Linked DNA regions of Mus musculus: all the other regions are linked to region 2. Evidence: chromatin loops called from intact Hi-C (ENCODE). Cell type or tissue: heart. All regions are shown on one strand. Region 1 has its middle 2.9 kb from the start of Mir22hg. Region 2 overlaps Smyd4 (SET and MYND domain containing 4). Region 3 holds the start of Dph1 (diphthamide biosynthesis 1). Region 4 holds the start of Prpf8 (pre-mRNA processing factor 8). Region 5 overlaps Slc43a2 (solute carrier family 43, member 2). Region 6 holds the start of Rilp (Rab interacting lysosomal protein).

What was found. A loop is a pair of places that touch in the nucleus more often than their neighbours do. Peaks named below come from ENCODE experiments on the same cell type or tissue, not always from the same donor. Only the 100,000 strongest peaks of a DNase experiment are listed, where the experiment ranks them.
Region 1: a loop joins it to region 2, with 3 times the contacts of the local background. A loop is called at or near these places in 14 of 42 quality-filtered maps.
Region 3: a loop joins it to region 2, with 2.6 times the contacts of the local background. A loop is called at or near these places in 14 of 42 quality-filtered maps.
Region 4: it touches region 2 in a loop (2.4-fold over the local background); 2 of 42 quality-filtered maps call a loop at or near these places.
Region 5: a loop joins it to region 2, with 9 times the contacts of the local background. A loop is called at or near these places in 14 of 42 quality-filtered maps.
Region 6: a loop joins it to region 2, with 6 times the contacts of the local background. A loop is called at or near these places in 16 of 42 quality-filtered maps.

What each region holds. Positions count from the first base shown.
Region 1 is chr11:75,456,099-75,461,098 of GRCm38, forward strand. No RefSeq gene overlaps it. Among named protein-coding and RNA genes, the nearest start is that of Mir22hg, 2.9 kb to the right of the region's middle. In heart, a CTCF peak has its summit at 2,276 (motif pointing left); DNase peaks (open chromatin) are centred at 2,793, 3,563, 4,083, 4,453 and 1 weaker place; H3K4me3 peaks cover 1,442 bases; H3K27ac peaks cover 2,368 bases.
Region 2 is chr11:75,399,564-75,404,563 of GRCm38, forward strand. It overlaps Smyd4 (SET and MYND domain containing 4), which reads left to right. Exons shown (of 11, transcript NM_001102611.1): 6 at 38-220; 7 at 719-882; 8 at 2,555-2,687; 9 at 3,546-3,662; 10 at 3,854-3,977. Among named protein-coding and RNA genes, the nearest start is that of Serpinf1, 21 kb to the right of the region's middle. In heart, a CTCF peak has its summit at 2,804 (motif pointing right); DNase peaks (open chromatin) are centred at 2,878 and 4,288; H3K27ac peaks cover 1,488 bases.
Region 3 is chr11:75,189,992-75,194,991 of GRCm38, forward strand. It overlaps Dph1 (diphthamide biosynthesis 1), which reads right to left and starts at 492. Exons shown (of 13, transcript NM_144491.2): 1 at 408-492. The coding sequence starts at 468. It overlaps Rtn4rl1 (reticulon 4 receptor-like 1), which reads left to right and starts at 4,002. Exons shown (of 2, transcript NM_177708.5): 1 at 4,002-4,303. The coding sequence starts at 4,291. In heart, CTCF peaks have their summits at 657, 2,966 (motif pointing right) and 3,900; DNase peaks (open chromatin) are centred at 600, 3,030, 3,900, 4,460 and 2 weaker places; H3K4me3 peaks cover 3,215 bases; H3K27ac peaks cover 3,889 bases; H3K27me3 peaks cover 2,484 bases.
Region 4 is chr11:75,484,298-75,489,297 of GRCm38, forward strand. Prpf8 (pre-mRNA processing factor 8) reads left to right here and starts at 2,480. Exons shown (of 42, transcript NM_138659.2): 1 at 2,480-2,894; 2 at 3,328-3,496. The coding sequence starts at 2,795. In heart, no CTCF peak of the experiment used is centred here; a DNase peak (open chromatin) is centred at 2,444; H3K4me3 peaks cover 2,060 bases; H3K27ac peaks cover 1,759 bases; H3K27me3 peaks cover 346 bases.
Region 5 is chr11:75,571,440-75,576,439 of GRCm38, forward strand. It overlaps Slc43a2 (solute carrier family 43, member 2), which reads left to right. Exons shown (of 14, transcript NM_001199283.1): 13 at 318-441; 14 at 876-5,000. The coding sequence ends at 1,037. Among named protein-coding and RNA genes, the nearest start is that of Pitpna, 14 kb to the right of the region's middle. In heart, no CTCF peak of the experiment used is centred here; DNase peaks (open chromatin) are centred at 1,082, 2,102 and 4,522; H3K4me3 peaks cover 1,024 bases; H3K27ac peaks cover 1,609 bases; H3K27me3 peaks cover 2,900 bases.
Region 6 is chr11:75,507,937-75,512,936 of GRCm38, forward strand. Prpf8 (pre-mRNA processing factor 8) reads left to right here. Exons shown (of 42, transcript NM_138659.2): 39 at 338-478; 40 at 585-724; 41 at 831-1,033; 42 at 1,199-1,511. The coding sequence ends at 1,353. It overlaps Rilp (Rab interacting lysosomal protein), which reads left to right and starts at 2,158. Exons shown (of 8, transcript NM_001029938.2): 1 at 2,158-2,436; 2 at 2,508-2,601; 3 at 2,696-2,802; 4 at 2,886-3,071; 5 at 3,353-3,498; 6 at 3,844-3,966; 7 at 4,415-4,498; 8 at 4,763-5,000. The coding sequence starts at 2,212. The coding sequence ends at 4,907. In heart, CTCF peaks have their summits at 2,303 and 2,918 (motif pointing left); DNase peaks (open chromatin) are centred at 1,175, 2,055, 2,865, 3,515 and 2 weaker places; H3K4me3 peaks cover 1,804 bases; H3K27ac peaks cover 1,825 bases.

The sequences.
Region 1 (5,000 bases), 57 kb after region 2:
CAGATCAGGCAGAGTATCATTGCAAGTTCAAAGCCAGTGTAGTTAAGGTAACGCCACCCAGGGCTACACAAAACCTAACTCAAAAGAGAAAGGGGTTGGGGGATGGAGAGATGGCTCAGCGGTTAAGAGCACTGACTGTTCTTCTGAAGGTCCTGAGTTCAAATCCCAGCAACCACATGATGGCTCACAACCATCCATAATGAGATCTGACAGACACCCTCTTCTGGTGTGTTTGAAGACAGCTACAGTGTACTTAGATATAATAATAAATAAATAATTTTTTAAAAGAGAAAGGGAGAGAAAAAAGAAAGGAAGGAGAAAAGAAAGACTACCCAGAGATACGACAACAATGGTTTAGATATGACAGATTGCATCTGTTTCTTCTTCAAGGACTGTTGGAGGCCCAGATGTACTCGATCACATGACCTTACATGTGGTAACTTCCCCACTTATGGAGTGTTTACCAGGAGCCAGCCACCTGCCAAGAGCTTTACATATCTTGTTTCATTTCATTCTGTGTCTCAATCCCCCCCCCCCCGGCTTGTTTGTTTGTTCACTTGCTGTTCTCACTGTGTGAGACAGTGCACTTGTGTGGGTGTGTGGGTGGCTGCAAGCATGCATCGGTACACGTGGCACTCAGAGGACATCTTCGGCAAGTTCTTTCCTTAAAGCATGTGACCAGGGAATCAGATTCAGGCTTGGGCAGCAAGCTCTTTTACCTGGTGGACTATTTCACCAACTCGAGTTCAGGGAATCTTTGGAGGTTAGTATTGCAAGCATGTGCCATCATATCCAGCTTGACACTGTGGATTTACAAAGCTATTGCTAAAGCTGTCATGGTGGCTCAAGCCTGTAACCCCAGCAGGAGGCAGAAGCAAGTTCAAGGCCAGCCTGATTTACACATTTCCAGTTCTAGGACAGCCAAGACTACATCATACCATGTCACAAAACGTCAAAGCAAAACAGTTAGGGGCTCTTTTCACACCTATTTAGAATGAGGAAGCTAACCAACCACCTTTGGTAAACTTGTTAAAGATCTCATAAGAAACTTGAATGCCATACAGCAGTGGAACATGCCTTTAGCCCAACACTCTGGAGGCAAAGGCACACAGATCTCTGGGCTTCAAGGTCAGCCTGGTGTACAGAGCTAGTTCCAGGACAGCCAAGGCTACACAGAGAAACTTGTCTCAGAAAAACAAAGAAGATGGAGGAGGAACGTGAGGAGGAGGAGGAGGAGGAGGAGGAGGAGGAGGAGGAGGAGGAGGAGAAGAAGAAGAAGAAGAAGAAGAAGAAGAAGAAGAAGACAACAACGACGACAACACCGCCGCCGCTGCCTCCACTGCCATCCACCTGAGACAGGACTCAAATCCAGACCAATTTTTAAAACCAGTGTTTCAAGCCGGTACACTGAAGTAGTAGTCCCACTTGGGATTATAGCTCCTTACTTTGTTTTGCTTTGACGTTTTGTGACATGGTGTGATGTAGTCTTGGCTGTCCTAGAACTCAATGTGTAAATTAGGCTGGCCTTGAACTTGCTTCTGCCTCCTGCTGGGATGATAGACTGATGGTGTAAAACTCCACTTAGGAGGCAGAGGTGGGAGGATCAGAAATTCAAAGTCATCCTTGGCTATGTTGTGAGTTTGAGGACCAACCTTGGCTACATGATATCCTATCTCAAAAAGAAATAAATGTATTGCCGGGCATGGTGGCACACGCCTTTAATCCCAGCACTTGGGAGGCAGAGGCAGGCAGATTTTCTGAGTTCGAAGCCAGCCTGGTCTACAGAGTGAGTTCCAGGACAGCCAGGGCTACACAGAGAAACCCTGTCTCCAAAAACAAAAAACAAACAAAAAAGTGAACCCCAACAGTACTGCCGGACAGTCTGGTGTCTTTCCTAAGTCTCCTTTCAACTCTGTTTACCCAGGTGTACCCACAAGGTGTGTGAGCAGCTCTATACCCAGAGGTGATACGGTTGTTTGAATGAGAGAAAAGTTTCCCATCAGCTCGGGTGTGTGAATACTCGGTCCCCAGTTGGCAGTATTGGCTGGAGAGGTGATGGGGAGGTGTAGCCTTCCGGTGGAGATGGGCTTTGGGAGTTTAAAGCTTCCTCCACGAAGACCACTGGGCTGATCTTGTTACCAACAGAATTGGATTGGCCTGCTCTTGGCTCCGGCCTCAGTTTATCTAAAATTTACATGTTACCTGATCAAAAACTGTTTCCTCCCCCACCCCTCTCCCTGTCTGTATTCCCTGCCCTCTAGTGGTGCTGGCTGTATACTACACTGGTGATCTTGACTGTATTTCAGTTTACCTCTTGTTCTCTCTCTGCTGACTCTAGAGATGTCCTTTCATGGCTGGGACCTGGCTCAGAAATTTCTAAGGCACTGAGCCTTCCTCCATCTGAACTTTAGGAAACTTCTTGGCTTAAAGGTGTATTTCTGACTTAGTATGCAATGAGACCTTGGAGCCTGCACTTTGTTAAGCACCCTGGGTGGTGGTGGTGGTGGTGGTGGTGGTGGTGGCAGTAGTAGAACTCTGATGAACAGTTAGTTATTCAAGGCCCATCTAGAAAAAGAAAGGCTTTGGGTGCACATGGCTATAACTCAGTGGCGAGAGACGTGCTTCCCATGAATAATAATGATGACGATGAAAATAATTCTCTGTGACTGTTCTCCCCACTTCCCTCTCTCTCACCCTAGCTCTTATCTACCGAATCCCTGCACAAGCACCCATGGGGTTTACAGAATCTGGGGCGGAACGTTAGTCACTTCCCTTCGCCTACTTCAGTATTGTGTTTCCAGAAGTACCCATTTTGGCTAGTCACTGAGGAAAACGGCAGCTGCCTGTGGGCCACCAGCCCATGCCAAGTGAGGTCAGCAAGAAAGAAGCTGACAGCAAATGTGCCAACTGTGGGTCTGCTGGATTTCTACTGTGCTAAGTGGTTTCAAGAAGTTTCTTCTTAACCCCCTACAAGAAACCACAAATTTTATTATCTACACTGTTTTGTAGATGAAGAAAACACCATTCCGAAGCTCACTGCCAGTCAGCACTGGAACTGGAATTTGTTTGGCTAATTCAGTGGTTCTCAACCAGGGTGGATTTGGACTCCCCAGGGGATATTTGGGGACACTTCTGGTCGTCATAATTGGGATCATGTGCTACTGGCACCTAGGGTAGAGGCCAGGGTGGTACTGACCTTCCTACTATGAACAGGGCAGCCATGTACATAAATTCTCTCGATCAAAACATCAACAGTGCTAAGGTTGAGAAATCTCAGGCTGAAACCCTGTCATTTGGCCTTGAGGTGGGTGGGAGGAGGTTAGAGAGTGGAATAAAATCAGAAGGGCCACCACAGAGGCCTCGAGTGAGGAGGGAACAGGGCTCCTATGCTAGGGATAATGGAGAATAGGGCAGCTTGTTGAAACTTTTCTTTCTTCCAAGCTTGGCTAGAGCCCTGCTCAATTTCCCCCAACTCTGCCAAGTCAGTCCCGGGACTTCGCACTAAGTTTGTCCTGGAGTGACCCTGACTCCAGCTTGGAGCTGGGGCAACACATTTACCTGGGTCTTCCCAGGAGTGGGTTAAAAGTCAAAGATAAGTGGCATCTGAGAAGTTAAAAGTGGGGTGAGTGGGTAAAGGCAGGAGGACCCCATCAATCAGCTGACCTAGGAAGGAAGAGAGCAACTGAAGCAGCAAAGAGCTGGTCCAGGAGACTGGATTCTGACCCACTAGGCTTATCTTCCACAGCCTTTCTTGTTTAGGCTTGGGCTCAGTTTCCCTGCATCATCCGCAGGAGCCCCTGGAGCACCCACATTCAGCCGGCCGCCAGGACAGGCTCCCCAGCAGTGGCCTCCCCACTAACTGACAGTGGTGACAGGAAATATCTCCCATTCCAATCTCCTCAGAAGTCTGAATAAGTAAGGGACAGATGTTGGGGAGAGGCGTCACTCTTGGGTTGATGAAGAAAAGATCATGAGAAGCATACATTTTACCCGCTATGGTTGGGGTTCCATTACCACCCATGGCGGGGTTGAGGGGGAAGGGCAGAAAAAAGGAGATGGAGAAGGACAGACACGTAAGAAGGAGGATGTGGTTAGGGCTGATTCGTCCCCTGGGGTCGAACAATCAGCTGTTACTGGGGCGGAAGGCAGGAAGTCTCCTTAAAGACACAATATTCTGAACGTTGAACTCAGGATTTGAAGCAAGCCCAGCAGTCACCTTAGTGGAGCCCATACTTAATTTAACACAGAAGCGGCTATCTCAGGCTTCCCTCTCATTTCTTTGTCTCAGATGCTCTCACTTAGAAAGCTTAGATGCTCTTAGAAATGACTCAAAAGTCAAGAACCCCAGGCCACAAGTTTCTCTTTGGGGGTGGGGAGGGAGTGAAGAGGTGGTCCCAGTCTTGTCCCTTTAAATAAGCAATTCAGCAGCTTTTGCCAAGTCATTGGGTTCATTTCGGTTTTTGCCCATCCCCCGCCTTTCAGACTCTGATTGGCCCCTAGGGAAGGAGCCGCCTCTTCATTGGTCTCCACCTTTGAAATCACTTCCCTAAGTAGGCCTGAGTCAGAGAAGCGTTTCGGAGGGCGGGACTGAATGGGTGTTAATCTTAGAACCGGGTTTCTGGTTGATACTACTTTGGTAAAGATCTTCCCCTAATTTTTAAAAAGACGCTTCCTCTCTAAAAGTGAGGGCGAATCCTTTGTTAAGAACGTGCCCCTTGAGAAGCCGTGGGCTCTTCAGCGACTAAGACGAGACATTCACTAGAAAAGATTTCACTAAACCCACGAGGGATAGACTAGACCTCCAGTGAAGATTGGGCCTGTGCGGGTGACATTTGTCCCTATACCCCGAAGACCTCGAGCTAGCTCTCCAGTGAAGACTGGGGCCGTGCGAGTGACAGTGGTCCCTATACCCCGAAAAAAAAAAAGTCCTATTTGTGGAAAAAAAAAAAGACTTCGGGTGTTCTGCTGCATCGGTGGCTGGCTTCCATCTTTAGTTCTAC
Region 2 (5,000 bases):
TCCTGACGCACATTTCCTTCTGTTCTTGCACTTCCAGGGTCTAACGAGAGCATCATTACCAACAGCAGGCAGATACGCCTTGCCACAGGCATCTTCCCTGTTGTCAGCCTCCTGAACCACTCCTGCAGGCCCAACACCAGTGTGTCCTTCACTGGCACTGTCGCCACCGTCCGGGCAGCACAGAGGATCGCAAAAGGACAGGAGATTCTGCACTGCTATGGTGAGCCAGCCTTTCTTTCCACTACCCTGCTGTGCCTCACACCTCACATGAAAAGGATAAGGGGACAGGAATCAGCAGATATGGGCCCAGTGCCTCTACTCATCCTCTGAGTCTTTCCTGGAAAGGGCAATGCATCCTTGGGCCAATAAAAAAGGTCTTCTGGCTGTAATAAAAAAGCCCGTTGAGGGCAGTGAGCCATATCCCTCCATGCCTTGTAGACAGCCTATCCTGAAAATGAGCGAGGAGCACTTTCTTGGCTTCTTTCTTCCTGCCCCAGCAGCTTGGAAACGTATCCACTTTCACCCGTGTTTTGTTGTTTTTTCTGAGATGATAGGGCAGAGTACCCAACCTCATATAGGCTAGGCTAGTGTCTATCACTGAGCCAGGACCCCAACCCAGCACCACCATGCCAGTCACGTGATGACTAGGCCAGCCCCTCGGTAGAGTAGGCATTGACTCTCTTGGTGTGACTAGGAACTGTGGGTAATCTCTCTCCAGGGCCTCACGAGAGCCGGATGGGCGTTGCTGAGAGGCAGCAGAGGCTGAGTTCTCAGTACTTCTTTGACTGCCGCTGTGGGGCCTGTCACGCTGAGACACTGAGAGCAGCTGCAGCTCCCAGATGGGAAGCCTTCTGTTGTAAGACTTGCAGAGCGCTCATGCAGGTAAATCTCTGCTGTTCCCAGGGGCAGGGCTCCAGCTAAAGGTTGTCAGTCGCCAGGAGAACCATTCCTGCTTCCCTTCTTGTAACTCCTCCCTACATGTCGCCCGGTCCTGCAGAAAACACAGGTTGTATTTCCTAATATTTTCCCTATAAGTGACACAAAATCTTAAATTACACAAAGGGACCAAAAAAAAAAAAAAAAAAAAAGCCCTAGAAATTTACTTGCTCAAATAAGTCATCAAAAGTTGTGCATCAGGCCTAGCACTTGGGTACTGGTAACCCTAGCACTCAGGAGGCTGAGGAAGAAGGATCTCAAGTCGGAGGCCAGTCTCAAGTGACACCCCATCTAAGAGATCACCATTCCAAGGAGCTATTTCAGAGATGGTTTAATCTGGGGACCCAGATTGTGGATTTTCTGTCTGTTCAATTCCATCTCTCTGTGCTGGCCTCATCAGACACACTCTGTAGTAACTGTGGGAAAATCCGACCCACATAGTTTTCCCTCAGCCTTTGACCCAGAGGGAAGAGCCACAGTGGAGAGCATGAGAGCAGACCCTTGGGTGCTACTGCCAGGTAATGGTGTAGACACTGGAGTCTTCAACATTCATGCCCCAATGCAAAATGGTCTCCACACCAGAGCATGGCATTCTCATTAGAAATAAGTAAATGGAATTGGCTGTGTTGAAAATTGTAAAGCCAAGGGTCAAGAATGAAGCCTTCCCCAGCATGTTTTGTTTTGTTTTGTGTTTTAGGCAGCGTCTCTCTGTGTAGCCTTGGCTCCTGCCCTCTGCTACCTCTCCCAGGTGTGCCACCATGCTGGGCCTAAGCGCCCTGTGCATTAGTGCTCCCTCGATCCTGCTCACTCTTGAGACAGTCTTCCTTCTACTCTGTATCCCCAGATAACCTAGAGTTCACTTCAGAGCCCAGGCTGGCCTCAAACTTGAGATCCTCGTGTCCCAGCTTCTCAAATGCAGTGATATTTACAGGCCTATACCTGGCTTTCCCTGATAGATTCCTAGTAAGATGATTATCCTTTGAGCCATATCTCTCTTCTGCTTCTTCCTCTCTTCCTGCAGGGTTGATCTAGAATTTATTCTAAAGCTGACTGGCCTCAGAATTGCCATCCTACTGCCTTTAGTTTCCAAGTGCCACTTTACTGCAATGTGTCACCACATCCAGAGTTCTGTGTTTGTTTATTTGTCTGTTTTTGAGACAGGGTTTCTCTGTGTAGCCCTGGCTGTCCTGGAACTCACTCTGTAGACCAGGCTACCCTCAAATTCACTGAGATCTGCCTGCCTCTGCCTCCAGAGTGCTGCTGTACACTACCACCACCCATCCAGCTTTCTATATTGGTTTTCCTATGGCGTTTTAAAATAGCCATTATACGTGTGTTTATCATCTAAAGTCCTGGTCCCAAAAGGAGATGAGAGGGGCTGCTAAGGTGAAAAGGATTACAAACGCTTATCAATTCTGTTCAAAAATTAAACCTCAGAGTGGGATTAGCTGCTTCTTTCATTAGAATTGCTATCAGAATTCACTCAGGCCTTGTTTGCGTGTGTTATTGAAGAAGTCTCTTCCTCATCAGGTCAGTGACTCCTTAGCTCAAGTACATGCAATATGCAGTATTGATAACTGTTCTCGCTTAGGAATAAAAATAGAACTGACTTCCACAGGGAAATGATGTGCTGAGCTGTAGCAACGAATCTTGCACAAACTCTGTCAGCAGGGACCAGCTAGTCTCTCGCCTGCAGGACCTTCAGCAACAGGTCTGCATGGCCCAGAAGCTTCTCCGAACCGGTAAACCAGGTGAGATTGGCTCCCTCGCCCTAGGCCTCAGCCCTTCCCTTGTTTATTTTGGTATCACCTTGCCTTACTGAGCAGTCCTCAATAAATGACTGAGGACTTGAATTTAATTATCCCAGCACCAGCCACAAGATGGCTATGTAGGCCAGTGAGACCAGACTGTGACCAGCTGTTACTCTGGTGCCCTTGAAAGTCTTCCTGATGGTTTAAGCTGTGTCTGCTGCGCCAGATAGTTCTAGCAGCTCGAGCACCAGAAAGGCTGTCTGACTTCCATGGGCTTTGTGTGGCTCCAGAGGTCCAATGCCATCATCTGATTCCCAGCTTAAGGACCTAAGCTCCGAGAAGGTTGCTCTGCCCTCAGCAGCAGCAGCAAGTCCTGAGTGCTGCCTGGGCTCGTGGTGTGACTCAGGAGTAGAGCTCGGTAGCTAGCCTGAGCTGAGAGCTGAGAGAAAGAAAGGACTCCTCTCTTTTCAGAAAGGGATTTGCAGAACTCGATGTTAGACCCTGACATGGTAGGAATCTGTTTTGACTATTCTAGCCTAGATTCTGAAGTTGACCTTTAGCCTAGAGTCAAGAAAACTAATGATTACAGGAGGAATGTAGAGTTGGTTGTTAAATGTTGGTTGGAAAATGGATGTTAGAAGCCCAGGGTAAATGTGAGGAAGCCTCATCTAACACCTCTTTTACTGAAAGAGAAAACATAAGCAACCAACAGCTTCCCTGGAATGCCCGGCTGTTGACTCCGTGAGATAAAGAGGCATTTTCACTTTGACCTAACCGATAGAGACCTTGCAACGTGGTCTCTCGTGTCCAGGACTAGATCTGTATCTGTTGTGAGGCATTTTTCCTTTGAATCCATAGAGCAAGCCATTCAGCAGTTGTTGCGGTGCCGGGAGGCTGCTGAGAGCTTCTTGTCAGCAGAGCACACCGTACTGGGGGAAATTGAAGATGGCCTGGCCCAGGCCCATGCTACCTTAGGTATGCTACCTTAGGTATAGCCGGAGTTCTCCTTCCCTGCCGTGTGTTCAGTGCGGCCCTTGCCTTGTCTGTTTGGTTCTCTCTTGCCATCTGAATTGACGCTCTTCTCCCTCCCATTCTGCATTCCTTGCCCCCAGAGCCTTAGGCTAATGGTGTTTCTTTTCCGGAATGAGACATTTCTCTTCTCACAGGGAACTGGCTAAAGTCTGCTGCCCATGTACAGAAGAGTCTCCAGGTGGTTGAAACTCGCCATGGGCCATCCAGTGTTGAAATTGGCCATGAGCTCTTCAAACTGGCCCAAGTCCTATTCAATGGGTAGGCCTTTCTTTTTCCTAGTGTTTGGCCAGGGCACACAGTGCTCTGTGTTTTCCTAGGTGCTTCTGTGTATGGCTTTTTGCTACAGTGCTTTAAAGCATGTTGAAACTCTTTTATTTCCTCTTTAGGACAGATATTTGCCCTCTGCTTCACTGATAGACTTTAAGCTTTGAATTCCTTCCTGAGGATGTGGAGAAAGCCATTAGGTCTGCATGGAGCTTCCCAGGGAGGATTTGGAGGCAGCCTCACCCGCCTCTAGCATTCCTGTCTGCTTAATCACACCTCCCTTGGCTGCCTCAGTCCCTGCTCTCTCAACTCCAGGGCTCGGCCCTTTCCCTGGTTTGCCTCTTATTCCTTTTAAAGCAGTGGTTTTCAACTAGAAGGGATTGCAAATGGCATTTGGCAGTGTTTAGAGACAGTTTTGATTGTTATGGCTGCCAGCATCTAGTAAAGGCTAAACCTACAGTGCACAGGACCGCCTCCACAGTGGAGAGACCCAAGTTAGCTATGTGAAGGCTGAGAATCCCTGCTTTGGAGATTAAAAAAGGAAGCTGAGGGAACCACTCAGTTGGAAGCACCCTTGGTGGCATGCACAAGGCCCTGGTTCTGTCCCTAGCTCTGCACAAAAAATAGAATACAAGGAAGAGTAACCCTAATGAGCTGGTCCCTCACCCAGTGTGCCACTGAGGTCACTTGAAGGGAAGTCTAGCCCCAATTTAGTATTTTTTGTGGCTGCCATACCTCCAGCCTTGATCAAATCTCATGGTATACATTGGTAAGAAAAAGGGTTTGAAACATAGACCTGATACTCGGACATGGAAACAGTATGTTTGGTCAGAGAGAGCGAAGGACCTGATAGACGAGGGCAATATCAGAGAGAGGGCATCAGTCGGGTTAGACACGAGCATTCCACAGTGAGCAGCTCTGGATAAGCTTTTATAAATGCTGGTTAAGGTTTTGAATTTGCCCAATTTTGTCAGGATCCCAGAGTCTATCACAAACATACACAGTTTTCTCAAATCT
Region 3 (5,000 bases), 210 kb before region 2:
GTAATACTCTAGTCCCTACACCTAGCACAAGGCTGGCAATTACTGGGCGCCGGCTAATGCCTGGTAAAGACACCAAACTCCTCTTCGCATAAATAAAAGTATATCCTCCGAGTCCACCTTAAAAGGAAGCGCACCGTGGTCCCTTCCCTCCCGTCGGATCTGTCCTGTACCTTCACTTTTCCGGGTCTGTCTGCTAGCTGGGATAGGGCGTAGTTTCGCCTTGTGGAAAATAAACTCCCAGGAGGGGCAGTCCCAGGGTCCCTGGGTCTGGTGATGAGAGCTCAGAAGTTTTAACAGCATGACACTCTCCGGTCTCAAGGGGAAAGGTGTCACCTCCCGCCCTGTCCCTGACCTGGGGGTCCCACCAGAGATGCGAGGTCTGAAGGTCACAGCGTTGCTGCACCCACCTCTGCCAGGGCCGACTCGGCTTCCTGGCTCCGCAGTCTCGGACACAACCAGCGCCGCCATCACCCAAGAGCCCACGTGGGAAACAAAAAGACAGCGCTGGAAGAGCGCGGAGAGTGCAGGTAACACAATCGACCGCCGAGCCGCCGAGCCGAGGGCGGAGATTCTAGCAGGGCGGTGACTAAAAGGAGAAGAGGGCGGTGCTGCAATGGGCACCGGTTGGTACAAAAGGTCTGGACTCTCAAGCCTCTCAGCGTCTCCTAGTGGTCCCCCTTGCTCTCACGCTCTTCTCTAACCTAGTTCAAAGCTGTTACTCCCGGATGAGTGTGCCTAAAGGTGTTCTGCGACCTACCAGGCCTTCCTGTTGCACCCCGTTTCTTTCCTTGTAAAGTGTAGTCTGTCAGCTCACATGGGCACATTCTCTACCTCAGAGACCTCTGCTGTCCCAGCAAGATGGGGCCTTAACGCCTACCAGCCCAGCTACCAAGCTGAGAGCTTAGTGTGAATTTCTATGTACCCAGAGTGTAAAGGGTCGACATGGAGGATGCCGGTACTCAAGGGAAAAGCTGGAAACTGAAAAGGCTTTCTTGGAAGGATAGGGCAGCCTAAGGCCTCAATTCCCTAAACCTCCTGGGTCTTGCCCTCTCTAGTCTGTCCTTCAGGCTATAGCCTTTTTCCTGATCAGTGGACAGCACTCCTGGGACCCCCAAAGAGAAGGCAGAGCAGTCAACAAGACAGCCTTGACCTTTGGCAGAACAAAGCACCTGCGGGCTTACCCTCAGCCTTCTGCAGCATGGTCACCAGCACTCTGAACCCCCACTCCCATCCTCCTCTTTCTGCAGTGGTGAGCACAGCTGTCCCTTTAAGACAGCTCTGTGGCCTCAGGCTCCCCTGGAGGCCCTCCCTGCTTGGAAACCCCTAATTAAGGTGCTGAGAGATGTAAAAACAAGCAGCCAGGTACCTGCCTTGCCTGGGAGGCTGCTCAGAGGAGAGAGGAAGGCAGACTGGGAGTGAGCAGCCAAGGGAAGCGATGGAAAGGGTCGATGCCCCTTCAGTCTCTGCAACTCTTAAGACAGATATAGCTTGACCCAGAGTGTGCTCATCAAGGAACAATGGTTCACCTTAATAAGAGTCCAGCCTGGGCTTCCTGTGTCTCCCAGCCTCTCTAGACATCCCTACCCCTCAGTGCATTCTGGAGCCCACTCTGCCACCTCAGCATACCAAAGCCTAGTCTGTCCGTGGGCACCTTCTGTTCTAGCTTTCACTTCAAGTTCTATAGTGGAAAGATTGGTGCCAATGGCCCAATGGCTTCTCCCCAGCAGCCCTCTCATCTCCTGGGGCCTTTACCTGATCAGAGGTATGCACCACCGTCTCCCAACATTGCTGTATAGCTTCTGTCACATGTGAGCAGCCCTGCCCCCACTTAGGAAACCAGATGATACAGGATAAAGGCTGCAGTGCAAAACCATCGTGACTGTGTCCCTAAGACCTTGCCGAGCAGGACAGTGGTAACTGTCAATCAGCTTGGGCTGAGGACACTTCCATCTGTCCAGTGAGGGTCCCCCTTCCTGAGTTACTCAGCAGTCTGAGTAATTACTGCCTGATGAGAAGGCAGGCTCAATGCAACCCCCTCCCCCATTACACCACAACACCCACCAACAGCCACCCCCATTCCCTGGCTGGACTCCAAGTCAACATCCAGCCCTCCTAAATCCCAAAATAACTGCTTCTCACACTCACACCGCCCAAGTCTGCCCAATACATTGGAGTCGATGGGGCAAGGGGTTCATGGGGAGGCGGCACGGGAAGGTGGGAAAGTGAATAGCAAAGCCCTCATCCTGGCCCACAGTTTAGTACTGATTACTGGATGCTGCTGAGCAAGTCAGCTAGCCTCTCTGGGCCTTAGTTTTGTGTCTCCACAGCTCTGTTCTAAGAGTTTAGTTTGCCAGGGCTCAGGTGGTGCAGGTTCCTGCAGCTGGCAGGAACTAAGGAATACCTCACTTTGTGTTCCCAACCCTAGAAGGACCAAGCTGAAGAATGTTCTAAACAAGGTTACTTCAAACATTTGTGCAGTCTTTCCTTTCCAGGTGTCCTCTCTGCTCCACCTGTTGAACCCAGACTTTCTGAGGGAGAATCAGGTCTGATTCTCCCTCACACTCAGCTCAAACCAGGGGCCGGGACCTTAGGGTTCTGAGTATCTGTATTCGTGCCAGTGATAATGGCCTTGCTTCTGACTTCTGATCACCCCTCCAAGTTTACTCCACAGAGAACTTAGATCTCTGGTTAGATGGCAGCTGTCACATTAGCTCCACTTCCACCCCATCCCCCACTCGCATCCCGGATCAGCTCCAGAGCAACACCCTCTTTGTCTTTCTTCCAGACACTTCCATCATCTGAACTTTTCTCTTTTTGTCCTATTAGAGTATAAACTCAAGGAGGACAGGGACCTTCTCTTTTTCACTGGCTGAATTTCCACATAGTGTAATACATAAAACTCTAATATGTTCAACGAGTGACCTGGCCCAGTCTTTTTCCTCTTAGGGAGTCCTTCTTATCCCGGGCCAGTAGGGGGTGCCGGCCTCCACCTAGGATCTCTGCTGGCTTGAACCTTCTCCACACTTGGCCCAAAGGGCCCTTGCAGGACCGACCGGCTTTTCAGGCGGTACCTCCTCCCTGTTTGGAGAATCCTCTCATGGGTGGGGTCTGTGTAGGACTAAAGGGGACCGGGGAGGCCTTCCAGCCAGAGATAGCCCACCTGAACTCCCATAGTTCTTTATACGATTTTCAACTGGACATCCCCAAATGCTAGCTGTCCCGCACATCTCCCCCCAAAGAACAGTGTCTTGGAACTCTGGATGGGCGGGCGGGGTGGGGGGAAGGCTATGTCGCCGGAGCAGTTCTGGGCAGGGAAGAGCCGTCGAGCCTCACAGGAAGGAAGGGACGCGGGTCAGAGAGGAGACGGGGCAAGGGTGTTGGACTTGTCATCGGGGCTCAGGGCCGGTACACTGTTCCAGCCGCTTCTCTTGATGACCTCCAGCAGCGAAGGGCAAACAGGCGGGGGCTGGGCTGCGGGTGCGTGCTCGGAGAAGCCTGCGGGGCCGGGGAGGGCGATTACAGTGGCCGGACGACCCGCGGATGACTGGGGCAGGTACTTGGACGGACGCGGGCCGAGGATCATCCCCGGGGGCAGGTGCAGCGAAAACACCTTGGAAGGCGGCGCCGCACGGCTGAGCGCCGCTGCCCTGGGAATAGGACGGCGCTCCGCACCGCGAGCTGAGAGCACTTTCATAAATTTTGTATGGGAGGCGCTCCGTGAGCGGGGGCGGGGAACGGAGCGGGAGGGAGGGAGCTGAAGAGCGAGGGAGGGAGGGAGGAGGAAGAGAGGTGGGGGAAGCCGGGGGGAGGAAGGGAGGCGCCCCGCTCGGCGGATCGCTCGGTCCTGCAAACGCGCGCCGGGCGCTTTCCCGGAGCTAGGCTGTGCGTACGAGCGCCCTTTTGCAGCAGCCGCTGCCCGAGGGGGCGGGGAAGAGGGGACATCGGCTGGCCGGCTAGGGGGCGGCGTCCCCCCTCAAAACCGCCTGCAAAGTGTTTGGGGCGGCAGAATCAGGCCGCCGGCTCGGCGGAGCAAGCCACTCGCCCGGGGCTGAGCGAGCGCACCGCGTTGGTTGGCAGCGCCGCGGTTGCTAGCAGGCGCCGGTGCCCTGAGCACCGGGTTTGGGCTCACCATGCCCCTGCGGGACCGGGCCGCCGGGCACAAGCGGATTCCCGGCTTGCCCCCGCCTCGACGCGCTCGGATTAGCTGCAGCTGGCGCCCAGGGATTTGAATCTGGACCCCAGGAGGGAGCGCGCCTAGGCCGACCTCGGAGCGGCGGCCCCGCGGCCAACATGCTTCGCAAAGGTGAGTTGGAACCTCAGGGGCAAGTTGGAGTTGCATGGAACCGGGCCGAGCAACAAGCCCCGGGAGCCGTCGAACGCCAGGGAAATGGGTCCCGGAAGCAGCCCCCTGCTAGATGGCTGGCTTTTGTCACAGGCACCCGCCGTGCGCCTGCTGCTGGAGCTGAGCTCCCGTTGGTGGCCTGTTGAGAGACATGGGGTTTGTTCATGGGGTTTGTTCATGGATCGAGTGGCCAGGCCTCAGGGATCTGTCTTGAGGGTTCAGAGACCAGAGTGAGAAACCTTTGATAAAAAGGGAGCTGTCCTCCTGGGACCTTTGCCTCTCCATTATAAAGTTTTGCACTTGCAGGCTCCATCCCCTGCGCAGGCACCCGCCCCTGCTTCTGCTGCTTCAGCACTGAGTACAACCCGCGCTTGGGTGCAGGCAGCGGTCAGTCACCGCGCGGCCCCGGCGTTCACCACCGTTCCTAACTCCGGAGGCGCGCCGGAACGCAGGCATCTTCCCAGCATCCTACCCTTATCCCCGGGGACCAGCCCTGAGCATTTAGCGACCGAGGGTGGGGAGTGTCAAGTGCCAGAAGTCCGGTTCCTTAAACTTTCCTAATGCCTGGATCAGAGGGACGCAACCGCCAAGGCCATGTTGGCAGTGTGCGCGGCCAGAGCCAGGTTCAACTTAACGGGCGCTGGCTCGGTGACCACCT
Region 4 (5,000 bases), 85 kb after region 2:
TCAGCGGTTAAGAACACTGACTGCTCTTCCAGAGGTCCTGAGTTCAGTTCCCAGTAACCACATGGTGGTTCACAGACATCTGTAATGGGATCTGATGCCCTCTTCTGATGTGTGTCTGGAAACAGCTACAGTGAAAGTCATTGCAAGGACTTTACAATAGTGACCATGATAACATTGAAGCTAGACTTGCTACTACTGCTGAGTGTGTCTGCTGGCTCTTTCTAAGGAGTAATGTTAGCTTTTTGTCCTAAATTTGTTTCCTTCCTTTCCTCTCTCCCTCTGCTGTTTTTTCTTACCCCTCTTTTACTTTGCTTTCCCCTCTCATCTCCTCTCTTAACAGAGTTGTCCTATGCAGCCCAAATGCCATCTTCCTGCCTCAGCCTCCCCAGTGTTGAAAAATACTCTTTCCACAGGTTATGTTAGGAGACTGGAGTCTGCTCAGTCGGGGAGGGAGCCTGGGTCAAGTTCTGAGCTCAATTCCTTTTCTTTCTTTCTTTCTCTCTTTCTTTCTTTCTTTCTCTCTTTCTTTCTTTCTTTCTTTCTTTCTTTCTTTCTTTCTTTCTTTCTTTCTTTTAAGACAGGGTTTCTTTGTATACCCTGGCTGTCCTGGAACTCACTTTGTAGCTGGCCTGGAATTCAGAAATCTGCCTGCCTCTGCCTCCCAAGTGCTGGGATTAAAGGTGTGCACCACCACTGCCCAGCCCTGGGCTCAATTCTTAACATTGTGGAGAGAAAAGTATTGTAGCTGTTCTGGCCACCTGGAATTACTTTGTTTCTGATCTTTTGCTGCAGTCAAATCCTTCTCATCCATCTTTCCTCGTCAGGCTATAATATAGACTCTCCTTGCAATACTTGGAAATGCTCTACAGTCAGCTACATCCTCAGTCCTGCTCCTATATTTTTTCCTAAGCTTCCTTCTAAGGTCTTTATTGGTTTATGATTTACACAGAACATTTTTTTTTCTTGTCTATAGCATGCGTTAGAGTGATCGTTGCCAGATAGAGGAAAGAGAAATGAGAGAAGAAGGTCGTTACCAGTGAAATTCCCCAGAGACATTTCTAAGTTTTCTAGGTTATCTCCTTTCCATCTCCCAAAGAAGCACGATTATTTGTTTTGATACAGTCTCTCTCTAGATCCTTGGCTGTGCTGTACTGGAACTTGCTATGTAGATTTGGCTGGCCTTGAAAACACAGAGATCACCTGCCTCTGCCTCTCAAGTTCTGGGATTACCATCATGGCTGGCAGGGTTTTTATTTTTATTCTTCAGTTAATTTTGTTGCTTGAAGCTCCAGGCATTAAATCTAGTACGTTACTTCTAATAATCAAGCATTAAGCTCAAAATCTGGCGCCCTGAAGTCAGATTACCATGCTATGCTTGCCAGTGCTCATCATGCTGTGTTACAAGAATCTTTAGGCGTTGGGAGAGACAGCTTAGGGGTTAAAAAGATTTACTGCTTTTGCAGGGGACCCAGGTTCCCAGCACCCAAGTGGTAGATCATACCTATCTCCATTCCAGGGGAGCTAATGTCTTCTTTTAATCTCCCTGGGTACCAGGCATGTCCGTGGTGGGCAGACATACATGAAGGCAAAACATTAATGATTCTTTGTTTTGTTTTGTTTTGTTTTGTTTTTGAGGTTTGGTAAACACTATATAGCCGAGGAAGAATTTGAATGTCTTTTTGAAAAAAAAATATTTTATGTATATGGGTTGTTTGGGTTGCATGTATGTATGTGCACCATGTGTGTTCTGTATCTACAGAGGGCAGAAGAGGGTTTTCAGATCCCCCTAGAATCAGAGTTTCGGACAGTCGTGAGGCACCATGTGCTGGGGATCACACCAGGTTCTCTAGAAGAACAGCTAAAGCTCTTAATCGTTTAGTCCTCTTTCCAGGACCAGACTTTGAATTTATGACTATTCTGCCTTTAACCTCCCGCCCCTCCACCCCCACCCCCCACCCCCCACCAGTGCTGAGATCCTACAGGTCTATGCATTGCCAGAAATGGAATGAACCAAGGGCCTCCTGTACAAACTGAAGTACATTCCCATCCCAGATCATCATACATTTTTGCCAGCCTTCCTTCTGCCTTGGATGGTCCAAGAGTTATTTGACTCTTTGGTACATAGTTACCACTATTAACAGTAATGTAATGAAGGAATAGAAGAACAAAGGATTCATTGAGTAGGAGTTAGTACTACATATCAGCTCTGAATTCATGAGAATAAATATAGGGGAAATGTGCAACGTACGCAAACTTATTAAAATTGTATGGCTTTGGCTTTTGAGGAACAATATCAATAGCCAATTAAATGTCAGATCTATTAGAGAGGGCTCCTAAACTGACTGGCAGAAGGCGGGGCGTGAGCCTACCCTGACCACACCCCTCGCCCTGAAATCCGCTTTTAGACCCGCCTCTCCGGCTCGGGCTGCAACGTCAATTGGAGATGTCGCTAATCCATCAGAGCATCTCGGCGTCTATTGGATGAGCTTCTGAGCCTGGTTGCGCACTTCCTGGAGTTGGGAACGCGGAGCGGACGTCGTCTTTCCGCCATTGCTCTGCGAGCCTAGCCGCTACCTGAGTGAGGGGCGACAGGTGGGTGGTGGGCGTCTGAGGCTGAGCGCAAGGTAATCGAGTGGGCCGAGCGGCCCGAGGAGCTGCGCCAGGCCCGGGTCCCGAGCGCTCAGCCCGGCTAGAGTGCAGGCCAGGGGGCTCCGGACGTGTTCCATCTGCCCCTTGTGGGCCCGGGCCTAGCTCATTAGTTTTGGCCTGCCTCTCTATCCCAGATTCTCCCGGCATGGCCGGAGTGTTTCCTTACCGAGGGCCGGGTAACCCGGTGCCCGGCCCTCTAGCCCCGCTGCCGGATTATATGTCAGAGGAGAAGCTGCAGGAGAAAGGTGAGAGGCGAACGGGAACGGCGTGCGCGGGCTCGAACGTGTAGGCGGGTTTCATTTCTTCCCTCCATAGGCAGGTCATCAGGGGTGTGCTTATTAGCAGTATTTACATTTTTAAAAATTGAGTCCAATCATTGAAAGTTTGGAAGTGCCTGTTATTTTGCAGGAGCTTATTGTGTACGTGTGTGTGTGTAAAATGCATCAATGACGATAAAACCTGTTTCCTTATAGGGTTTGCATTACTATGTAGGAATTAGACAACAACCCTCCCCAAAACATCTATAGCAAAAATATCAGGTGGTTTGGGGTAGTAAAATGGCAGGATACTTGGCAGTGAGTATTTCTCTTCACAGCATGCCGAGGGTTGCCCCAGGGCAAGAGTTAGGGATAATTAGGGTAAATGTGTGCAGCCCTTTAAGCTGAGGTGCTTTTCTAGCTCGAAAATGGCAGCAGTTGCAGGCCAAGCGATATGCAGAGAAGCGGAAATTTGGGTTTGTGGATGCTCAGAAGGAAGACATGCCACCAGAACATGTCAGGAAGATCATTCGAGACCATGGAGACATGACCAACAGGAAGTTCCGTCATGACAAAAGGGTCTATTTGGGGTGAGTAACATCCCAGGATAATATCATATGGAGTTTGACTTCTTTCCTTCCTCTGCCCCTTCATTGACAGTGCTGGATAGAGGGACTAGCATTTGGAATGTGACTTTTTAACTGAGACAGTTTCCCTGTGTGGGCATTTTTGCCCTGGATTTAGCTCTGTAGACCGGGCTGCCCTTTAACCGATAGGGATCCCCATGCCTCTGCCTCCAAAGAGCTGGGATTGAAGGCAGATGTCACCGTGTCCAGCATGGAACATGGCTCTAGGCTGTACATAGGATGACTGTAGGAGTAAGGCTAGGACCACTGGGATTCTGTGATAGTTTCCAGATCGTCTACCTATGCCATTGATTGTTTTGCTTTGCCCTGCTGGTGTTGTTGTAAAATGTCTGGTATTGTGGAACTGTTTGAAGCTCAAATTAAGACACTAGGCATTCTGGATGCCTCTTTGGTCACTATCATTCAGAGGTTTAGGATAGTTCATTCCTGGGGTCGCTCTTTTACTGTTAATTCTTCCACCTCAAGCTGCAGAGATTCTTAACATTCCATTTGGATACAAAAATTTGGCCTGTTAATTAATTGATGTGGGGGAAGCCTTGGAAGTTTTTTTGTTTTGTTTTGTTTTTGTTTTTTTTCCTTTTTAAAGATTTATTTAATTCATTTATATGAGTGTACTGTAGATGTCTTCAGACACACCAGAAGAGGGCATCAGATCCCATCACAAATGGTTGTAAGCCACCATGTGGGTGCTGGGAATTGAACTCAGGACCTTTGGAAGAGCAATCAGTGCTCTTAACTGCTGAGCCATCTTTCTAGCCCCACCTTGAGAGTTTTATTGCAAAAAATAATTTCTTAGCCAAAAAATAATTTCTTAGCCAGGCAGTGGTGGTGCACGCCTTGAATCCCAGCACTCGAGAGGCAGAAGCAGGCTGATTTCAGAGTTCAAGGCCAGCCTGGTCTACCGAGTGAGTTCCAAGACAGCCAGAGCTATATAGAGAAACTCTGTCTTGAAAAAACCATTAATAGAAATAACAATACATGATGTGAATAAAAGTACGACGGCAAAAAAAAAAAAAAAAGAAATAACAATAACAACAACTTCTTGCCGGGCAAGGTAATAGCATACGCCTGTAACCCCAGCACTTGGGAGTCTGATTACTTTGAGTTTGAGGATGGCCTGGTTTACAGAGTGAGTTCTATAACTGATAAGGCTGGACAGAGAAACTCTGTCCTAAAAAATAAAACATCAACAACAAAAATAACTTAAGCAGCCGTGGTAGTGTTTGCATGTAATCTCTGCCCTTAGCTGCAGAGGCAGGAGAATCATGGGCTTGAGGCCAGTTTGAACTACCTGGTGAGATGCTCCATCAAAAACAGCAAAGCCACGTGTGGTGGCACAGGCATTTAGTCTCTGTGCATGGGAGACAGAGATAGGTGAGACTTCTGTTCTATACAGTGAGTTTCAGGCCAGCCAGGGCTATACGGTGGGACCCTGTCTCAAACAAAC
Region 5 (5,000 bases), 170 kb after region 2:
GATTGTGCAACGCTCCTGGAGGGGGGGGGGGGGGGGAGACAGCAGAGCCAGGGTCAGCCTCCAACCCAAGCCACAGACTCTGCTGGCACCATGCTTTCCACCCTGCGCAGCCCCACACCCACAGGCTAAGGGCACATCTGAGTAAAGGAGAGGCTTGCTCCAGAGTCTGGAGCCTGAGGGGCCTGAGGCTGATACCGCCTCTCCCTGCAGGCACCAGTGGTGCAGCCCTGGTTACCAGTATACCTAAGCCAGGCCAGTGAGGGACTGGGGAAGCCTGTCACCCGTGCTGGCTGTGATGGGTCTCATTGCCCCAACAGGTACCCCTCCACACAGTTTGGTAGCCTCACTGGACTGCAGTCCCTGGTCAGTGCGCTCTTTGCTCTCCTGCAGCAGCCGCTGTATCTGGCCATGATGGGTCCTCTGGGAGGAGACCCTCTGTGGGTAAGAAGGGTCAGGGTGTCTCTCCATTCTGCTCCTGGGAAGGGGGCCCAAGGACAACAGGTAGTGTGGGAACGTTGGACAGTACCCAGTCAGGGGTCCCTGGTGGATGGTGACCGGGAAGGAGGAGAAAACTGGCCTCTCTGGATCCGATTCTGGGGTGAATTCCAGGCTTTCCATCCAAAGCATTCTCATCCAGGTGTCATGAGTTGTCCCAATCCCAGCCCATTCCCTGGAGGCCGCTGAGGAGCATTGGGGAAATGAGATGCTGGAATGTGGGTTGACAGCTGGGACCCCTTGAACCTCCTCTTTAGTTTTGAGTCTTTTCTGTGTGACGCCTTCCCTTCCCCAGACCTGCGTGTGCGGGTGGGCGGGCGGGAGGGTGCTGCCTTGCGTGCATGCAGCTCCCTCTCACAGCCAACTCCCCACCATCCCAGGTGAACGTGGGTCTGCTCGCCATGAGCATGCTGGGCTTCTGCCTGCCCCTTTACCTCATCTGCTACCGGCGCCAGCTGGAGAGGCAGCTGCAGCAGAAGAGGGAAGACAGCAAGCTGTTCCTTAAGATCAATGGCTCATCCAACCGGGAGGCTTTCGTGTAGTGCCCACCCACCGCCTCAGTTGTGGCCTCCTGCCTGTGCTTCAGTGACTGACTGCAGTCATCTCCCCACCCCAGAGGACCTCATGCTCTCCCTGGATCCTGCCCTTCACCACACTGGAGCCCATACTTCCTCAGAACCACCTGGCCCTGCCGTGGAGTGCTGGTGTGGAGGGACAGGAGAGGGCCTGGGACAAGTGAACCTCCCACTGCCAGAAGCTGGGCTGCCCTGGCCTAGCTGTCACCCCAGGGGCTCTGAAGTCTCCCGATCTCCATGGGGCTTGTACCTGGAGCCAAGGGGACCTTTTCAGCGAGCATTTCTTTCTTTTTATTTTTTCTTTCTCTTTCTCACTGATCGGATTCTGCCTCTTGCCAAAGCAGAGGGGCCTGCCATCCTCCAGCACACTACCTGTCCCTGAGCTGCACGCCCACCAACCACGCCCACCTGAGGACAAAGGCTTGCGCTGTCTGCACTCCCCTTGCTTGGCCCCTTACCTCCCCTGGCCAGTCTGGCTGCCTGAGGAAGGAAGGACCCGCTTCCTGTTGTTGGTGCTAACCCCTTTGTCATCCCAACACCCCCCTGCCCGTGGCTAGTCTCTGGCCCCTCTTTTCCTTGAAAGCCTGAGAAGAAGCCCCCCCTGTCTCAGGCTGGGGAAGGAGTGGAGGGCAGACTATTTACACAAAGCCTCAAGAGCCCTGGGCCAGGCTTCTTCCTCCGGAGCCAGAGCAGTGTCTCTCTGCTGGCACGCTTTGTTCCAGTCTGCAACCTGAAGGGAACTAAGGGGACACCACAAGGGCACCCTCCCATCCACCCACAGCTGTTTTTCTGGGGTGGAAATAAGGCTGTGACTAGACATGAGGAGCCAAGCCTAAATAGGGAAGAGGATTAGTGAGTAACCCGAGGGGTGTGTGTTTATGTGGTACGTGTGTGTGCATGTGTGTATATGGTAGGAGGCTAGCCCCAGGGGCTGCTTTTATCAGAGTGGACCAGACCAGAAGCCAGCCAGCCCTACAGCAGGCTCAAAATAGGAGTCAGCCTTGCTTTATGATGGGGACCTGTGTGTATCGGTGTGATCACAGTGCCCCCTGCTGGCAGACTCACATCAGGGGACTGGAACGGTTCATGTAGTAGAAGCCTAGCCGGCCTGCCTGGCTCACTAACCCACCTTGCCTTGACAACCCCTAGAAACCCTGCCTGAGACCTCTTGGGGTGCCAAGAGGGGTACATTGGTTTTTAAGTTTATGGTTTTCTCTTGTTTTATCATGATTCTTTTTATGAAGCAATAAATCCATTTCCCTGTTGGTAATGGATGCCCCTCCTCACGTATCAGCTAATTACTGTATGTGCCTATTTTATATTTGAGAGGAGAGACAGGGCAAAAGGGTCTGCCAGGAAGAAAAGAAAAAAGAAGCCAGACATAGTGGCACACATTTTAATCCCAGCATGGGAACCTGAAGCAGGCAGAGTTTGAGGCCAGTCTAGTCTACATGGAGAATTCTAGGGCTACATAGTCAAAATCTGTAGATGTTCTGCTAGTGACAAACCCAGCTACACCTGGGTGACATGTCCAGGAAGGGGCATGGGCAAAGGAAAGCCCTGTCTACCCTGTCCAGGGAAATGGGGCTGTGGAGAGGTGTGGGCTGCCCTCACTGCTGTCTGTTGCGACTAGACAGACCAATCCAGAGAGAGCCTTCATCTCCACTGTTGGCTGTTACCGTGTAAGCCCAAGGGTTGTTATATGGTGACTCCAGGAAAGTCCTAGGCTAACTAGCACCCAGGCTAACTGAGATGCCCTCAGTCTCAGTGCAGGCCCTGTTGTGAGAGTGGACTGCCAGGTCTTGACTCCAGTCTGTTCAAACAGTAATCACATAACCCCAACAGTGAGCTAGTGGAAGCCCTTTGAGGCTTCTCATGGCTCAGTGGTAGAGCTCACTCTTAACATGGCTAAGACCCTAGGTTCTGTTTCCCAAGAGAGCTATTGTGTATTTTCCAAACCATCTCTCAGAACACTTGTCTGTGAAAAGGTCTAGTGGGGTACGCTGAGTTAAAGTCAGACCTGCCACTTCACAGCAGGGATCCACAGCCCTTTCCCCATGTTCCTGAGCATTGGAGCTGGGGGTAGCACCAGGTGTAGTGTCAGGAGGACCTCTTTGAGTTCAAGCCCAGCCTCCTGTACATTTCGAGTTCCAGGCTAGCCGGGACTATTCAATGAGACCCTGTCCAAAAAAAAATCCAAAAACCTGTTTGCAAGGATGTGGAGAAAAATTGGAAGTTTTAGGCATTGCTGTCTGAGTGGTGGAGCTGAGAGCTGTGGAAACATGGCACAGTCCCGTAATGCCAGCACCAAAAGGCAAAGGGTGACATCTTTCAGCATGAGCTGCAACCCTGCTCACACACAAGGTTGTGACATGCTGAGTGGTGACAAATCATAGCCATGTGCGACATGGTGGCTACTTGGCTGAAATGTGGATTGGCTCCAGGCCTGGGTGTGGATGTAGCTCAGTTGGTAGCATGTTTGCCTAGCTTACCCAAAGCCCTGGGTTTGAATAAACCTGGCATGGTAGTGCAGCACTTGGAAGGTGGTGACATCAGGATCAAAAGTCCCTCTTGGTCAGATAGTGAGTTTGATGCCAACCTGGAATCCAAGAACTCTCATCTTCGGAAAAAAGAATGACAAAATCAGATGGCAGACCACTGGTCTCACCTATGTCTCGATTTGATTCTGGTGCTGCCCAGAGGTTAAGATGCCCCTGTGAGGAAGAGAAGAGGTTGAGGGAATGTCCCTTCCTGCTAGGGATATAGCCTGCAGACACAACCTGTGCAGTTCCCAGCAACACTGAGGGGCCCACACTTTTGATCGTGATGCTGTAAGGGTATATATCCTAGGATTGAGACACTAGAAAACTAAATGTGGGATGGAAAAGAGCCAACGGTACTGGAAGATGAGAGACGTCCACTGGTAGCAGAGAACAGGTGTGGCAAGCCAGATGAGCTCTCCCTAATCAAGGGCCATCCTGCGCTGACTTGGCAGACATGTCAGTGTCTTTGAATCACGGTGACAGCCTAGAGTGGTATAGATGCTTGGAGAAGCAACCCCAGAGGACTCTCCTGTGGGTCTCAAGTCACTAACACAGCCGAGGCTGTCTCAGCTAGAACCCCCCCCCCCCCCATTGGAAGCAAAGAGCCCAAAGGGTGCAAGCTCAGAATGGTTTCCATATCTTGGAGCCAATGCTTTCTCAGGTTTGAGGCAAGCTATTTGCACAAGAGTCACGTGAGCTCTGGAGGCTGATGGGTCCTTGCAGGAATAATTTCCCTGATCTCTTCAACCTCAAGAAGAGTTACCCCAAGATAGGCACAGAAGCACAGGCTAGACACAGGCTAGAGGCACCGATGGAAGGAACAGGAAGCGATGCCAGCCTTGTGGTTTTACCCGTCAAGGACAGTCTCACCAGAAGCCCCTCCTTTGTGGTCTTGGCGTTCATCAAGGATGGATTCCCCTGGGACTCTACCCTTACGACTCTGCCGGGACCTATTCACAGCTGGCTCCAACCTTCATTAAAGCCAAGGTACAGGCCCTCGGGACCACCTCCTGTGCTCTGTCCCCTACACCCACATCCAGAAGTTCTGATCAAAACTTGTACATAGCCAGCCAGTGGTGCTGGTGCACACCTTTAACCCCAGCTCTCCCCTGCTCAAAGCTCAGCGCTTGTCTCCACAGAGCCCAGCCACAGGGGCTGTTATAGCCTCAACACTGTTCCCTAGGAAGGGCAGTAAGGTAGTTGTGGGTTTTATGGCAGTGACAGTGCCTTATCTGTGAAGCTACTAGGCACAACCTAAAATTGAGTAATATACATATATATATATATATATATATATATATATATAGAGAGAGAGAGAGAGAGAGAGAGAGAGAGAGAGTGTATTGACTCAGCTGTGTGGAAAGAGCACCCAAGGGTTACAGGAGGG
Region 6 (5,000 bases), 110 kb after region 2:
TCGCTTTGTAGACCAGGCGGGTCTCGAACTCAGAAATCCACCTGCCTCTGCCTCCCAAGTGCTGGGATTAAAGGTGTGTGACACCACGCCCGGCTAAAAATATTTTTGTATGTAGGAGTTTTTTCTGTACACCATATTCAGGCAGTACCTGTAGAGAGCAAAAGAAGGTCCTAAAACTGGAGTTGCAGACAGTTGTAGGCCACCATGTGGCAGGTCCTCTGGAAGAGCAACCAGTACTCTTAACCAGTGAGCCATCTCTCCAGCCCCAACAATAAAATTTTAAAAACTTCTGGCATTCTGGGTTGGTACTAAGAATACCTTCTGATCTCATCTCTAGATTGCAGGATACCTGTATGGGGTGAGCCCTCCAGATAACCCTCAGGTGAAGGAGATCCGTTGTATTGTGATGGTGCCGCAGTGGGGCACGCACCAGACTGTGCACCTGCCCAGCCAGCTGCCCCAGCATGAGTACCTCAAGGTTAGTGGTGGTGGAGCCTGGGAGTGCACTCACTGTCGTGCTACCCTAATGGGGGACATTTGTCTGCAGATGGGTTGAACATCTCTTTATTGCTGTTTGCCTACAGGAGATGGAACCCTTAGGTTGGATCCACACTCAGCCCAATGAATCCCCCCAGCTATCACCCCAAGATGTCACCACTCATGCCAAAATCATGGCTGACAACCCATCTTGGGATGGGGAGAAGACTATTATCATCACGTGCAGGTTGGTGTGGGCCTCTTGGGTGGAAATATTATAGAGCAGGCATTGCAGGCCAGGACCTGGATTGGTGGCTTGAGCGCTTACCCTGTCCCTGTCCCCCCCACCCCAGCTTCACACCAGGCTCCTGCACACTGACAGCCTACAAGCTGACACCCAGTGGGTATGAGTGGGGCCGGCAGAACACAGACAAAGGCAACAACCCCAAAGGCTACCTACCCTCGCACTACGAGAGGGTTCAGATGCTCCTGTCTGACCGATTCCTCGGCTTCTTCATGGTCCCCGCCCAGTCCTCCTGGAACTACAACTTTATGGGTACGTGGTTGTGTGTGCCTAGGAAGTGTGGGGTAGAGACAGGTGACCAGCATGCTTGGTCATCTTGTCATCTTGAGGTCTGGCTGCCTTGGAAACGGTCCAGGGGCCCAGGCTGGGTGAGGCAGGCAGAACCTTATTAACTTCTGATGTTTCCCCTCCCATTAGGTGTTCGACATGATCCCAACATGAAATACGAGCTGCAGCTGGCAAACCCCAAGGAATTCTACCATGAGGTCCACAGGCCCTCCCACTTCCTCAACTTCGCCCTTCTGCAGGAGGGTGAGGTCTACTCTGCAGACAGAGAGGACCTCTATGCCTAGTTACTTCCTTCTGCTTCAGATCCCCAAAGCCTGGAGCCTCTTGAACGCCCTCCCCAGACAAGCTGCTGACATTCAGCAGTCAGCCCCTTTGCGTTCTGTGCTTGTGTTGTTGATAGATTGTAATCCTGAACAAAATGTAATAAATTTTATAAATAGTGCTTTTGTTTTCTTGCTGTTATGAGGTCAAATTCTGGGCATAGGCGTTTGAGGATTGGGGACTAGCTTGGGCAGTTGACAGCAAGGTACTGGGCCCTGCCTTCAGAGCCTTGAGGCCTTCTCCGCTGGAGGCTTAGAGGCTCCCTAGACTCAGGGAGCTGAGTTGGGGCTGGCTTATTACTTTGAGCATATTTGCTGGTTTCTCTGTAAAAGTACTTGGAGTCTACCTATTTTCAACATCACTTCTTGGACTGTGTGGTCCTCCTATAGCTGTAGTGCCCGGTCTCGTTCATTTTTGTAAACTGTGTGGTTCCTAGTGGGGGAACATACTTAAGTGACTGTCCCTGCAGTCCAGTAGAGGCTGTTTGCTGACCTTCAGTCTTTCACCTCTTGGCAGCCAAGTCCAGGGGTGGAGCCCGGGTCAGGCGCTATGGGGAGGGCTTGCCTGAAGTGACCACTTACAGCTCTAGTCCTCAACTCTTGGATACCTGCCTGGAAGTTGGCCGACCTGTATCCAGTGACCTTGTAGGGCACAGGGAGCCCAGAGCACTCTCCCACTCCAGGGCCTTTTTCCCTATTTGTTCCTCCCGGGTTGCTTCTACCCCGCCCCTTATGGCCCTAAACTTCCTGGGCCGGAACTGTTAAGCTTTTTCCTGCACCAGTTAAGGGTGTGGGTGGCTTTTGACCTTAAGAGAGGAAAAAATGGAGCCCAGGAGGGCAGCGCCCAGGCTACCCAGTCAGGCCTCTTCTTCAGTGGGCGCAGGGTCAGCCGCCGAGCTCGTGTACCATCTAGCGGGGGCTCTGGGCACTGAGCTACAGGGGCTGGCACGCCGCTTCGGACCCGACGCGGCGGCTGGGCTGGTGCCACTAGTCGTGCGGGCGCTGGAGCTCTTGGAAAAGGCCGCCGTGGGGCCGGCTCCGGACTCGGTGAGTCACCGGCTCCTCCTTTTACCCCTGAGAGCCGGCAGGCCTAACCCTGAGACCCCTGGCTCCCCCAGCTGCAGGTGTCCGCACAGCAGGCAGAAGTGGAGCTGCGGCGGCTGCGCGAGGAGAACCAACGCCTCCGCCAGGAGCTAGGCTCCGGGCCGCAGGGTGAGTGAGGGTCCCACCGGAGCAGAGCGAGCTGGGGGCAGCCGGGGCCTGCGTACCCCAGAGATCGGTAGTGCTAAAGACACCCCTTCCTCAGAGGAGCGCGCGCTGCTCCGACAGCTCAAGGAGGTGACAGACAGACAGCGGGATGAGCTTCGGGCACACAACCGAGATCTGCAGCGCCGAAGCCAAGAGACCGAAGCGGTGAGGGCGGGGCCAGGCGGAGTGGGGTGGGGCCGCTACGGCCCTCGGAGCCCCGCCCCTAGCTCTCTCGCTCCACCCCCTAGCTGCAGGAACAGCTACAGCGCCTCCTGCTGATCAACTCTGAGCTGCGGCACAAGCTGGCTGCAGTGCAGACCCAGTTGAGGGCCGCCCAGGACCGGGAGAGGGAGCGCCAGATAGCTCAGGATGGCTCCAGCCAGCTGGCTAAAGAACAGAGCTTGGAACCTGATGCGGCAACCTCAGATGACCCGGTAAGAGACGGAGCGAAGTCAAAATACATCCCAGAGCTCACAGCATTCAGCAGTTGATGACCCAGCCTGGGTTTACCTGGCATGGATGTACCATGCAGTATAGAAGGTACCCAGGAAGTTGGAAGGTAGCAACAGCAGTTGTGTGCTATGTACACCTATGTAGCAGCAACTTTGTCCTCTAAGTTTTCCCAGCAGACACTTCCCATAATATTATTGTGAGCGCTGGGACTTAGGGAAGAGCTAAGACAGACTGCTCTCTGACCATTCCTGACCTTGTACAGGTGGATACTCAGAAGCAGCCAGGGAACCTTCCAGAAGCTGTCCAGTGTGGATTCAGCAGGGAAGAGCTTAAGCAAATCCTTCAGGAGCGGAATGAGCTCAAAGCCAACGTGTTCTTGCTCAAGGAGGAGTTGGCGTACTTCCAGCGGTGAGGGACTGGAAGCCAGGATGCCTGTTCCTGGTCACCCCACCTTATTTTTTGGATCGTTTATAGATCAGCAGTGACAATTGCCAGGGTCCTGCTCAGGCACTGGGAAGAAGTAACTTCCACAGTCCTTGCCCTTCTGGAACCTCACTCAAACAGGGCAGCACCAGGGGTCACCAAACTGAAGCAGCAAGCCTTATCCTTAGGAGGGGCCATCTAAGCTCATTTCAGAGGTGTTGGCGGTATAGAGCTTTCACGGGTTTCCAGGGGAAACAGTGAGCAGAGCTCAGGTACTTGATTGACACCTCCTGTTGGCCTTCCCACTTTCTTCCCTTCCTGCTTCTCTAGAGAGCTGCTCACAGATCACCGTGTTCCTGGGCTTCTGCTTGAAGCCATGAAGGTGGCAGTCAAGAAACAGAGGAGGAAGATCAAGGCCAAGATGTTAGGGACACCTGAAGAAGCAGAGAGCAGGTAAGATCCTGCCTCTGTGCTCACCAAACGAACCCCTTGGCCTGCTGCAGTTCTGCTGTGCCCAGTGATACAACTTAGCTGTGCCTGGCACCTCACTCAGCCTGCTCTCCAGCTGCCGTCCTTTCCTCTGGAATCCACTGCTCCCGCTTGCCCCGGCTGCTATGCCTCCTGCTGAAGAAACTGTCCATGCTACTTCTCCAGACTCATGTTTCCTTCCTTGGCTGGATCTCTTTACTAAAGGAAGCTATGCAGTCTTGTGAGGGGCTGTTGTCTGCCTGGTTATAAAGAGTCCCTGATCCCCTCACTGTCCCCTCTCCAGCCCTGAGGCCTCTGTAGTCACTCCATCCTCCCCTGATGTTCCTGAAAGTCCTTCAGGAGGTTCCACACAAGCTGGACTCATAGTATCCCTTAGGCCCTGATATACAGCCCTTTCATTTCTTTATCCTAGTGAGGATGAGGATGGCTCGTGGCTCCTGCTCTCCAACGACAAGGAAGATGTTCCCCTAGTTCCTGAGTCCAGAATCCAGAATTTGTATGTTGGAGGAGGGGAGGGAGGAAGGTGAAGGAGGGGCCTGCCTGGATCTTCTCCACTCTTTCTTTCCACTCCACTGCCTTTCACGCTGTTCTAAGATCTGTCTTCCCACCTGCTTCTCTGTCCTCTGTGCCTTCATTTCCCTGTGACCTATGCTGTCCTCTTTCCTCCAGAACCCCCTTTTCACCTTTCTGGACCCTCGGCCTGCATCCTTGACATCTCTGCCTCCCCGGCTCAATGCACCTCTCTTGGCTTCCCTTCCAGCTTTGGCTTATGGTATCGGGGTGAAACTGAGGCCCCTGAAGCCGAGACCAGCAACCCAGCTTCCAGCAGCCTACAGAAAGGAGAAGAGACCCCACAGCAACCCCACCTGCAGCCTGTGAACAGCCCTCCAGCCCCCAACTCCTGACTAGTCCCCTGCTTTCAATGAACATCTTGGTCTGAGGGCTTCAGCTATGCAGGAGGCTTAACTCTGGATTCCAGCTAACTGTGTGTGGATGTG